3 separate regions of the Homo sapiens genome follow, and all the other regions are linked to region 2. Evidence: chromatin contacts called from ENCODE Hi-C data. All regions are on one chromosome and are shown on one strand. The core of a region is the stretch at or near the end of the contact, and the rest is flanking DNA. Distances in the headings are between cores, read along the strand shown. Region 1 holds the start of PIAS2 (protein inhibitor of activated STAT 2). Region 2 holds the start of ACAA2 (acetyl-CoA acyltransferase 2). Region 3 holds the start of IER3IP1 (immediate early response 3 interacting protein 1).

Evidence for each region. A loop is a pair of places that touch in the nucleus more often than their neighbours do. Pooled maps may share reads with other maps.
Region 1: a map of gastrocnemius medialis shows a loop between it and region 2 (12-fold over the local background). The contact joins the promoter of PIAS2 here to the promoter of ACAA2 in region 2. A Hi-C loop is called at or near these places in 4 of 168 maps with a recorded cell type or tissue (B cell, gastrocnemius medialis, naive thymus-derived CD4-positive, alpha-beta T cell and 1 more) and 8 of 50 pooled maps.
Region 3: a loop to region 2 is called in a pooled map, with 6 times the contacts of the local background. The contact joins the promoter of IER3IP1 here to the promoter of ACAA2 in region 2. A Hi-C loop is called at or near these places in 4 of 50 pooled maps.

Annotation. Positions count from the first base shown.
Region 1 is chr18:46,915,880-46,919,109 of GRCh38, reverse strand. It overlaps PIAS2 (protein inhibitor of activated STAT 2), which reads left to right and starts at 1,603. Exons shown (of 14, transcript NM_004671.5): 1 at 1,603-1,788. The coding sequence starts at 1,765. KATNAL2 (katanin catalytic subunit A1 like 2) reads right to left here and starts at 1,508. Exons shown (of 18, transcript NM_001387690.1): 1 at 1,184-1,508. RefSeq lists silencers at 1,344-2,083, 2,154-2,233 and an enhancer at 1,454-2,207.
Region 2 is chr18:49,812,093-49,815,771 of GRCh38, reverse strand. It overlaps ACAA2 (acetyl-CoA acyltransferase 2), which reads left to right and starts at 2,239. Exons shown (of 10, transcript NM_006111.3): 1 at 2,239-2,303. The coding sequence starts at 2,288. It overlaps SNHG22 (small nucleolar RNA host gene 22), which reads right to left and starts at 1,749. Exons shown (of 4, transcript NR_117096.1): 1 at 1,710-1,749. It also overlaps SCARNA17. RefSeq lists silencers at 1,727-1,896, 2,139-2,433, 2,327-2,446.
Region 3 is chr18:47,174,223-47,177,887 of GRCh38, reverse strand. It overlaps IER3IP1 (immediate early response 3 interacting protein 1), which reads left to right and starts at 1,524. Exons shown (of 3, transcript NM_016097.5): 1 at 1,524-1,701. The coding sequence starts at 1,611. RefSeq lists enhancers at 1,356-1,485, 1,496-1,615.

The sequences.
Region 1 (3,230 bases), core at 354-2,853, 2.9 Mb after region 2:
TAAAGTGCTGGGATTACAGGCATGAGCCACTGCACCTGGCCAAAACAATATGTGTGTGTGTTGTGTATATATACACAACACACACACACACACACACACACATATATATATATACACGCACACACATATATATCAAATAAACAATTACACAAATACCTACATAATTACCATGGAGACATCTCAGGAAGAAAAAGTTCAGGGTCCTAGGAGAGGTCATAACAGGGGAATTTGAATTAAAATGTGGGATGTGGGTGAGGGATGGTCTTCCTGAGGAAGTGACACTTAAAGTGAAACCTGAAGGATGAACAGGAGTTAGGAACAAAGAAGAGAGTGGGAAATTATTCTTGGTTCAAGGATCAACATTTAGAAGCCTTAAAACTTGAGGGGAGGCCGGGTGCAGTGGCTCACGCCTGTAATCTCAGTACTTTGGGAGGCCGAGGCGGGCGGATCACCTGAGGTCCGGAGTTGGAGACCAGCCTGACCAACTTGGAGAAACCTCGTTTCTACCAAAAATACAATCGCAGCTACTCGGGAGGCGGAGGTAGGAGAATCGCTTGAACCCGGGAGGCAGACATTGCGGTGAGCCGAGATCGTGCCATTGCACTCCAGCCTGGGCAACAAGAGCAAAACTCCGTCTCAAAAAAACAAAACTTGCGGGGTGCGGGGGCAGGGGAGTGGAAGGAAGACCTGGAAGTGCAGTGCGGATGAAACGAGGGGTAGTGGGAAGAGGCGGTAGGTAGGAGGCTGATTAAACAGGGCCTTAAAAGTTACATTGTTTTAAAGACCTCTCGTGTGTGGGTTCCACCCAATTCTTCAAGGAAATTGAACCCTGGACACCGTCCAGCGATTTTTCTGGCCATCTTGACTCAGCATCTTCCTTCATCCTATATCAGCACATTACGGGGGGGCCATCAAGCTTCCTTCTATCTACTTACTCTGCCTTGGCGTTTGACTCCTTCCTAGCTATCAGATTTCCCCGACTTTTTAGCATGGCCCTTCTGAGCGCTCTTATTTCACTTCTCCCCGCCCCCAACCCCACCGCCTAACTCTCCCAACTCTGCAGTCCGTGACCTTCAGGTGCCCTTCAAGGTCAGAAAAACTCGGCAAGGTTGGTACTTGCAGGACATTAGCAATTCAAAGAGGTGTCACACAACCTCACCATTAGATGGGAACAATAGCTTACCCAACACCCATATTTAGATTATTCCGCCACAACTACTCTGGGGGATGGTTTTATTTGCGGCGGCTTTCTCCGTCCATAGGCACCGCGTGAAGGGCACCGTAAGAATCTTCCCGAATGCTCCTGTCACGCGTCCCGGCCGCCTCTTCTTCCTCCCCGCCACTTCCCGAGGCCAGGCCCGCGGATAACGCCTCAGTTGCGACCCAGCTCTAGGCAGTCCGCAGGGGCCTCCGCCGGGGAGGGAAGGCACGACCTGGGGCCGAGCGGGGCCAAGCCGCGGGGCAGCACGCCGGGGCAGGCGCGGGCGGGCGCTGTCGCCGCGCGGACTGAAGGCGCGGGCGGAAGGCGGTCGCGCGGGTGGGCAGGGGGCACCGCTAGGGGCGGGGCTTCGGCGCGTCGGAGGCGGAGCTCCCGCGCCGTTCACGTGACGGGCCCGGCTGTAGCGGCGGCGGCCGCGGCGTCTTAAGCGGCGCCCAGTGCAGGATGGTGCTGGAGGCGGCGGCGGCCGTGGTGGCGGCAGCGTCGTTGGCGGCAGCGGGAGTGGGTGCGGCGGCAGCGGCGGCGGCGCCCGCGGGTGGTATAAAATGGCGGATTTCGAAGAGTTGAGGGTAAGCGGGAGTGGAGAGCGGAGGCCGCGGGGGAGGGGATGGGAGAGGAGGTGGGGAAACCGCAACGTCGCCGGCCGCCGCCTGCTCGTGCCTCTGGGGCCGGTTGGCGGAGCCCTGAGCCCCGGCCCGCGGACGAACGGGCGCCGAGGGCGCGGGGGAGGGGAGCGGGCCGGCGGAGGGCACGCGGGCGGCGCGGGGGCGGCGGGCCTGGGCCGCGGCGAGCCGGCTCCTGAGTGCTGCCAGTGGTCCGCACACCTGGCGCGGGGGGTCGGGGCGCCCTCCAGGAGGGGCACATGGGGACCCGACATCCCGGTTCGCAGTGAGGGCCGATGTGGGAAGCAACGTTTGATCTTGCACCTTCACCGGGGTGTACGTGTCTGTGGCTATTCACAAGTCTGCATGCTACTCACTTGGTGGAGGACTGTTTTCTGAAAGCTGAAGTTGCGTTTAGGAATCTCTCCTCTTCTTATGGCTGATGCTACCGTTTAGTCAGGTCTGTCACGAGAAAAGGCCCCTTCTCCCACCCTTGCCTCCTAACATCTTCGAGGAACCTAATGTTTGGGGATCCCTGCCTTCAATAATCGGCCTTAAACCTCGATATTTTCTTAGTGTTTTAGTAAGAAATCTGCAAAGTCTATGTTGTGAGGTTTGTGCACCCCTTTTACTCTTGAGGAAAAATATTTTTTTCTTCTCAGTCTTAAAACAAGATCATAACTTTATTGTTGATACCCTTGTATAGCAGAGGTCTGGAATAGGGCTGTGATGGGGGTAGAACAGAAGAGACTTTTTCCCCCCAGACTGATAACCTTTAAAGTCCTAACTAAGTGTGACGAATGAGATGGATTTGTGTGTATCGCTGAATTACTGGCGACATAAATGAGATGTTTACGGACAGAAACCCTGATTTTTTTTTTTTTTAAATGTATCAAGGTAGAGATGAGTGTAAACTTGAAATTACATTTACTGCAACTCGTTTGTGTAACACTTATGATATTAGGATTTCTTTTTCAAATAAGGAAGAGGAATCCGGTAAAAGGTTCAGTTTTGTATATTTATTGTTTTCCGCAAGAGATGGGATGGGGGAAGGATGTTGGCTGGTTACCTGCTTAGTGGACGTGAGCAAAAGAACGTATCCTCTGCTCTAAACGGAGATTGTTGGAGTTTGCACAGTGCCTGCCATATTCCCTCCTGCTGTTTCAAAAATAATTATTAAGTTCCCAGTAAACACATATTAATACATGTTATGCCCCATACTAGTTTATGCAGAGAACCATAAGTGTAGGTAAAGGGTGTTCATACTTGATAAGTTTAAGGGTTTTAGTGGCTCAGAGCCCCAGCTGTAGAGCTTTTAACACCTGTGGAGCTTTTCAAACAACGAACCCTGAACCTCACCTCTGTAAATTCATGCGTTAGATTTAGGATGGGTTGAGAAGACTGAACTC
Region 2 (3,679 bases), core at 990-3,489:
TCCTATTTTAGCCATTTTTTGTTTTTCACCACACTGATGTTTTTAAAGAGTTCAGGTCAGTTGTTCTGTGGAATGTACCTCCATGTGGATTTGTCTCATTGTTTCCTTATAATTAGATTCAGGCCAGATGTTTTCAGCAGAAATTCTACGCAAGTGAGATTGTGTTGTCGCTGTAGCAAGGGGAGCGCATGACGTCAGTCTGTCCCTTTATTGGTGATGGGACACCATTACTTCATAATTTGGTGAAGTAATACCCGCAAGATTTATCCATTGTAAAGGTACCCTTTCCTCTTCATGAGACTTGGAGACTATGTCAATATTCTCTCATATATTTACGTGTTTTAATATATGTAAACCTTTCACTGAATGGTGTTAGAATCCACTCATTAGTGACATTTCCAATTAGAGAAAACACAGTACATCTATAAAGACCTACTGATGGTGATCTGCAGTGGGAAGTTGTGATACTTAACCTTTCTTAAATATGTAGAGGCAAACTGAATAGAAAACTGTGTACAAAAATGAACACTCTATACATGAGCATTTTTTTTTTTTTTTTTTTTGAGACGGAGTCTTGCTCTGTCACCCAGGCTGGAGTGCAGTGGCACGATCTCGGCTCACTGCAAGCTCCGCCTCCCAGGTTCACACCATTCTCCTGCCTCAGCCTCCCCAGCAGCTGGGACTACAGGCGCCCGCCACCACGCCCAGCTAATTTTTTTGTATTTTTAGTAGAGATGAGGTTTCACCGTGTTAGCCAGGATGGTCTCGATCTCCTGACCTCGTGATCCGCCCACCTCGGCCTCCCAAAGTGCTGGGATTACAGGCGTGAGCCACGGCGCCCGGCCTATACATGAGCATTTGTGAAGCTTGTCTAAGATTTGTACATTTGATTGCGTGGATATTTTGCCTTAAAAAGAACTGTAAATGAATAATGTGTGCTGATGTGTTCATGGGTGTAGAGTACTAAGGTCTGCATTAAAAAGATAAGATGGTTTGATGGAAGAACAGGTGGATAGCAATATAGCAAAATGTTAACAATTGGGTCGATATGTGTCCACTGTACAAGTCTTCCCACTTTTCTGTAAGTTTGTAAGTTTTCATAATACAAATTTGGATTTAAAAACACCCCAACATTGCAAGAGTGTCACCAAAGTGTTTGAAAAGCAGGATTCTAGGGGGGGCATTCGCTGACGACTCAGAGAAACCGTCCATGCCACCCACCACCCCTACGCACTCAAAAGAAGCCCTCGCTAGGCAGCCCGGCCCTCCGAGCCCTGGTATCGAGGGGCTCTCCGCCTCTCCCCTGCCGCGGCCGCCTCCTGCTTGCCCGGCCTCAGTCTGTTCTCAGAACATACTCCATCACCTGGTTCCCAGAACTCAGATTGCGCAGTGGTCTCGTCATCATCGGCCAGGACTCACAGTGCCCGCGGCAGAGGCCTCCCTAGACCTCCCTCCCGTCCAGCCTCACCCGCTGCCTACTCTCCTCACGCCCCTGCTCCAGGTCCCCTGGCCCCATTTCGCTCGCCACGTTTTCATAATCCTCTCAGGCTCCGGGCAAGCGGCGCCGCCCGCAATGGGACCTGATCATATAAGGAAAATACTGCGGGCTCATCCGGGGGCTGCAATGGGGACCCGAAAGCGCCCTAGCCTACTACAATCACCGCACCCCAACTGCCGCCCACCTCTCTGCCCTGCCCCCAGTACAGTACCCAAAACCGGTCCGGGTCCAGCTCGGCGGCCCAAGCCTCTGCCCAGCGGACTGCGCACCCGCCCGCCCCAGCCAATCCCGCCGCCGCCGCCGCGCCCCGCCCACAGGACGTTCGGTCCCGCCCCCAGCTGGCGGCCGCGGCCGCCCGCGCGCCAAGTTCCTCAGCCCTTGGCTCCTGCCCAGTGTTTAGGGTGTTGGCGGAGACAAAGGGGAAGAGTCATCGCCTGTCGGGGCTAGGATATGATGGGTGAGAGGTGTCAAACCAAATTCTCTCGGTTTGGAAACGGAGAAAATCTAAAAATGAGGATGTGAGGAAAGAGTCCGCTCTCAAGGCGCGTTGTGGTCTATCCGAGCCCCGTCCCCTGGGCTCCCTCGGGCTGGGGTGAGGCGGGCAGCGCTACGCGTGGGGTAGGACCATCTTACGCTGGGACCCCGCCAAGGAGCCCCAGGAAGTAGGTGAAAGGGCAGGGGCGTGGCTCTCGGGGCGCCACCCACGCTCTTGAAATCTGGGTGATTGCGAGCGGCCGCTCAGCGTCCCCCACACCACAGACCCGCGCCGCCGACGACCCAGCAGCCGCCATGGCTCTGCTCCGAGGTGAGCGCAGCCCCCTCCTCCTCTCCTCGCCCCTCGGGGTCCTGCCCTCCCCAGGCCAGGCCTCCGCTTCCGGCCGCCGCGGAGAGTCGGGGTCGTGGGGTGAAGTTCACTCAACCTCCTCGGTTTTGGAGCGGACGTGATAAAAACCCAGCCCGAAAGGCTTGTTTGGGTTAAGGAGAAAACCCTTACTTGTAAGGCGCTAGCGACAGCGATTTCGGTGCAATTTCCTGTTTAGTTGAGACCAAAGTTTGCTTGCATGTGACCTTGGAGGTCATTCCTTTCTTCGCCTAACAGTGACCCCACTAGTTCGAGTCCAAGTATTAGAAAAAATGGGGCGGCGCCATAGGCCGCGGGCGCCTGCTGCGGGGCAGCTGCGCACAGGAGCCCGCCGCTCGGCCTCGGTGGTCAGGGCTCCCCGGGTGAATCGATGGAGAGGCCTGCAGAAATGGTAGCTGGTGTTCTGCTGGAAGACCTGCCCTGCTCCCATTTCCCTTCTGTTGCTTTAGATTAGAGCGGTCACTCTATACCTAAGTTCTAGGGTTATGAACTTGTTTAAAACAACTGTGTAATAAACTCCCTTTTCAAAACAAGTGGGCACAGTCAATGGAATCTTACTTTAAGGATGTACGAGTCGAAGAACATTGAGGTGGAATACATATCGAGGCCCTGAGACAGGAAAAAGCTTGGCAGGATCTAAGAACCAAGCATTTTGGTGCTCCAGGGCCCTGTGGGCTCTGTAAGAAGGTGGGGTTTTGTTCCAAATTCAGTGGAAGGCAATACAGGGATTTAAAGCGGGGTAATGACAGGATCTGATTTCCACTCTGTCCGAATTTGGGGCGGTCTGTGTAATGGCGAAGAGACCATTTAAGGATCTATTGTAGAGGTCCAGGGAGCAGCAAATGATGGCTTTGACTCGTGTGGGGCAGTGTAATTGGGGAGAAAAGGGGAGGGATGAGTTGAGATAGATTTGGAGGTGGATTTGATAGAAAGTGGATTGGATGTGGTGGAGTAAATATAAGAAGGAAATGTCGAGAATGATGAAAAGTGTCTGGTTTGATGAACCGTGTTCATGATGATGCCACTTTACAGAGTGAGGAAAATTGGGAAAGGAATAGATGTGGAAAGAAGGATTGAGAATTCAGTTTTAGGCAGAAAACTTTTTGGTGCCTGTGAAGCAGCCAAGTGGAGATGCCAGCTAAGCATTGGTTAGGGGGATCTGAAAGTGAGAAGAACCAAAGTGGCATGGGAACAAATCAAGGGAAAAATCCGTATTCTGGGACCAAATGCAGTGTTTACAGTTTCCTGCAACGTGGATTTCATTTGCCAGTGCCCTTCCTGACTGAATTTACTACATTTACTTCATAAAGCAGCGTGGT
Region 3 (3,665 bases), core at 275-2,774, 2.6 Mb after region 2:
GGGTAAATCTTTGTTCGGGGATCTCAGCTCTGAAGGCTATAAGACCCCTGATTTCCCACTTCACACCTCTGTGTGTGTCTTTAATTCCTCTAGCACCGCTGGGTTAGGGTCTCCCCAACCGAGCTGGTCTTGGCATACCCTTTTCATTGGTTTTTTGCCTGCTTTATATCCTGGCCACTCCAGCAGCTGATTAGATGGTGCCCACTTGGATTAAGAGTGGACCTGTCTTTCCCAGCCCACTGACTCAAATGTTAATCTCCTTTGGCAACACCCTCACAGACACACCCAGGATCAATACTTTGCATCCTTCAATCCAATCAAGTTGACACTCAGTCTTAACCATCACATACAGCTAAGCAGGAGGCTAAGGCAGGAGGACTGCTCGAGCCAGGAGCTGAAGGCTGCATTGAGCTATGATGGTGCCACTGCACTCCAGCCTGGGCAACAGAGCAAGACCCTGTTCCTGGGGGGGGAAAAAAAAAAAGAAGAGGCTCAGAGGATCTTGGTTGGAGTTTGGTCAAGGAGGGGATGTTTCTCACTGAGTAATTTTAAAACAGTTATTTTGTTTTAGCATTCTGAAATCTGAAATGGGAATATTAGTATCTCCTGTATCTCCTGGGAGCATCAAGTGCAGTACTGAGCAATAGAAATATAATGCAAGCGTCACATGTCATTTACAGTATCTTCATAACCACATTAAATAAAATAATTAAAAATAAACAAGAAACCTTCCTCCCTTCCTTCCTTCTTTCCTCTTGCTCTGTCACCCAGGCTGGATCTCGGCTCACTGCAGTCTCTGCCTCCCGGGTTCAAGTGATTCTCTTCTCTCAGCCTCCTGAGTAGCTGGGATTACAGGAGCCCACCATCACACCCAGCTAATTTTTGTATTTTCAGTAGAGACAGGGTTTTGCCATGTTGGCCAGACTGGTCTCGAACTCTTGACCTTAGGTGATTTGCCCGCCTCGGTTTCCCAAAGTGCTAGAATTACAGGCGTGAGCCACTGCGCCCGGCCTCAAAATATTTTCATTTCAACATGTTATCAACATTTAAAAATTATTGGGAGGCCGAGGAGGGGGGAATCACGAGGTCAGGAGATTGAGACCATCCTGGCTAACACGGTGAAACCCCGTCTCTACTAAAAATACAAAAAATTAGCCGGGCGTGGTGGCGGGCACCTGTAGTCCCAGCTACTTGGGAGGCTGAGGCAGGAGAATGGCGTGAACCCGGGAGTCGGAGCTTGCAGTGAGCCGAGATCGTGCCACTGCACTCCAGTTTGGGCGACAGGGCCAGACTCCATCTCAAAAAAAAAAAAATTATTGGGATATTCTTCATCCTTGTTCCAGTTCCAAGTGTGTGAAATCCGGTGTGTATTTTGCACCTGCAGCACTGGCCACATCAGAGCATTGATTGCACATCACCGGTCTAGACAAGCGGCAGGACTTGCAGTCTTCAGCGAGGGGCGGTTCTTAGCCAGATGGAGGCGGGGCTTCCCGGAGAGTTCGTTTTGGGCCCCATCGGCTTCCGTAGGAAGGCGCCGGCCGTGGAGGCGCCACGTCCCTTGCGGCGGCGGGAGAGAAATCGCTTGGACTTCGGGGCGGCCTCGGACGGCCATGGCCTTTACCCTGTACTCACTGCTGCAGGCAGCCCTGCTCTGCGTCAACGCCATCGCAGTGCTGCACGAGGAGCGATTCCTCAAGAACAGTGAGTGGGACCGCGGGGCGCGGGCTGGGGCGGCGGCGGAGTCCCCGGGGGCGCGTAACCTAATGGGGCCGCGTGAGGGGACACCAAGGGCCGGGACAGAAGAACAGCGGAAGGCTCGGCTTGGAGTGGAAGCCGAGCCTTTCCTCTCATCAGGTTTGGGCTCAACAGCCGGGAGAATATTCAACAGACACCCGCTGTGCAGGGCCCAGGGGGTTGGGGTGGAGGGATATAGAAGTCAGTCAGGGACGCCTCTGCTTGCGATTACTTCAGGTCAGTAATTTAATTCAGTTTTCTGTGACTACTTTTTTTTTTGAGGGGGAGTCTCGCTCTTTTGCCCAGGCTGAAGTGCAGTGTCGCGGTCCTGTGACTACTTTTAATAGTCGAAAACCCGGGGTCTGAGTTTCGGGCTAAGAGTTGGGGGTGTGGGGCCGGGCGCGGTGGCTCCCGCCTGTAATCCCAGCACTTTGGCAGGCCGAGGCCGGCGGATCATGATGTCAGGAGTTTGGGACCAGCCTGGCCAACATGGTAAAACCCCGTCTCTACTAAAAATACAAAGATTAGCCGGACGTGGTGGTGGAAATACAAAAATTAGCCGGGCGGGAGGCTGAGGCAGGAGAATCACTTAAACCTGGGAGGCAGAGGTTGCAGTGAGCCGAGATTGCGCCATTGCACTCCAGCCTGGGCAATAGAGTGAGACTCCGTCTAACAAAACAAAACAAACAAAACAAAACGAGTTGGGTGTGGAGGGGAAGGAGGCGTGACCCATTTTGGAGCATCAGTAGTTCACTAACTGATGGAAGGCAATAAGTGTTCCTGGGCTTTAGGAATTACAGGAAGGGAACGTGTTGGAGTTATCAGGACATTCAGACACTCATGTTCCAAGAAAAGTTTATTCAGATAGCTTATTGGGTGCATAGAGTGTGCCAAAAACTCTGCTAGAATTTAGAAATTCAAAAATGAAAACACAAGTTATACCTTCCAGGACCTCACGTTGTGTACCAAGTATGCCCGTTTGAATCACTGAAACGTAAACCCAGGAGCAAGATTGATTCATTTCATTTACTTCAGAAGATATTTATTGAGTGCAAAGTATGTGCCAGGCCCATTTATAGTAACTGAAGTTACAGCAGCTACTCTGCCCTTCTGATGGAAGTTAATCTAAATAAAAACTAAACAAATGACAATAACAAGTATAGAGAGTATTATGTAAGAGAAGTACGGGCAGATACTAACTTGTGTATCTGCGAAAGCTTCTTGGAGGAAGCGTGTCTAACCTGAAATCTGATACATGAGTAAACATTAACTCGGTGAAGGTGAAGGGTTGGGAGGAGCTGGAAGGGTGAGGAGAGCTTTAAGCAGTGTAGACCTGGTGTGAAAACTGAGGCAGGTGAGAAGAGGGTCTTAAGACAGCGACATGACCAGATTTGTGTTATTTGCAAGATCCTTGAGGCTACAATACGGAGGAAAGATTGGAAGGGAAAGCAGTGGATGTGGGAAGACCCATTTTTTTTTTTTTTTGAGACGGAGTCTCACCCTGTCCCCCCGGCTGGAGTGCAGTGGCGCAATCTCGGTTCACTGCATCCTCCGCCTCCCAGGTTCAAGCGATTCTCCTGCCTCAGCTTCCCGAATGGCTGGGATTACAGGCACGCACCACCAAGCCTGGCTAATTTTTGTATTTGTAGTAGAAATGGGGTTTCACCATGTTGGTCAGGCTGGTCTCGAACTCCTGACCTCGTGATCTGCCCACCTCGGCCTCCCAAGGAAGAACAATTCTAAATAGGGCAAGTAGATACAAGTGGGTATGACAACAATAATAATAGCTAATACTTACGTAGCACTTACGTACAGGATCTGTATCAAGTGCCTTACATATATTAACTGGTGTAGCCTTCACAGCAACTCTATGAGAGAGTTTCTGTTTTCCAGTGGAAAACTAGAATCACAAAGAGAGTAGGTGGCTTTTG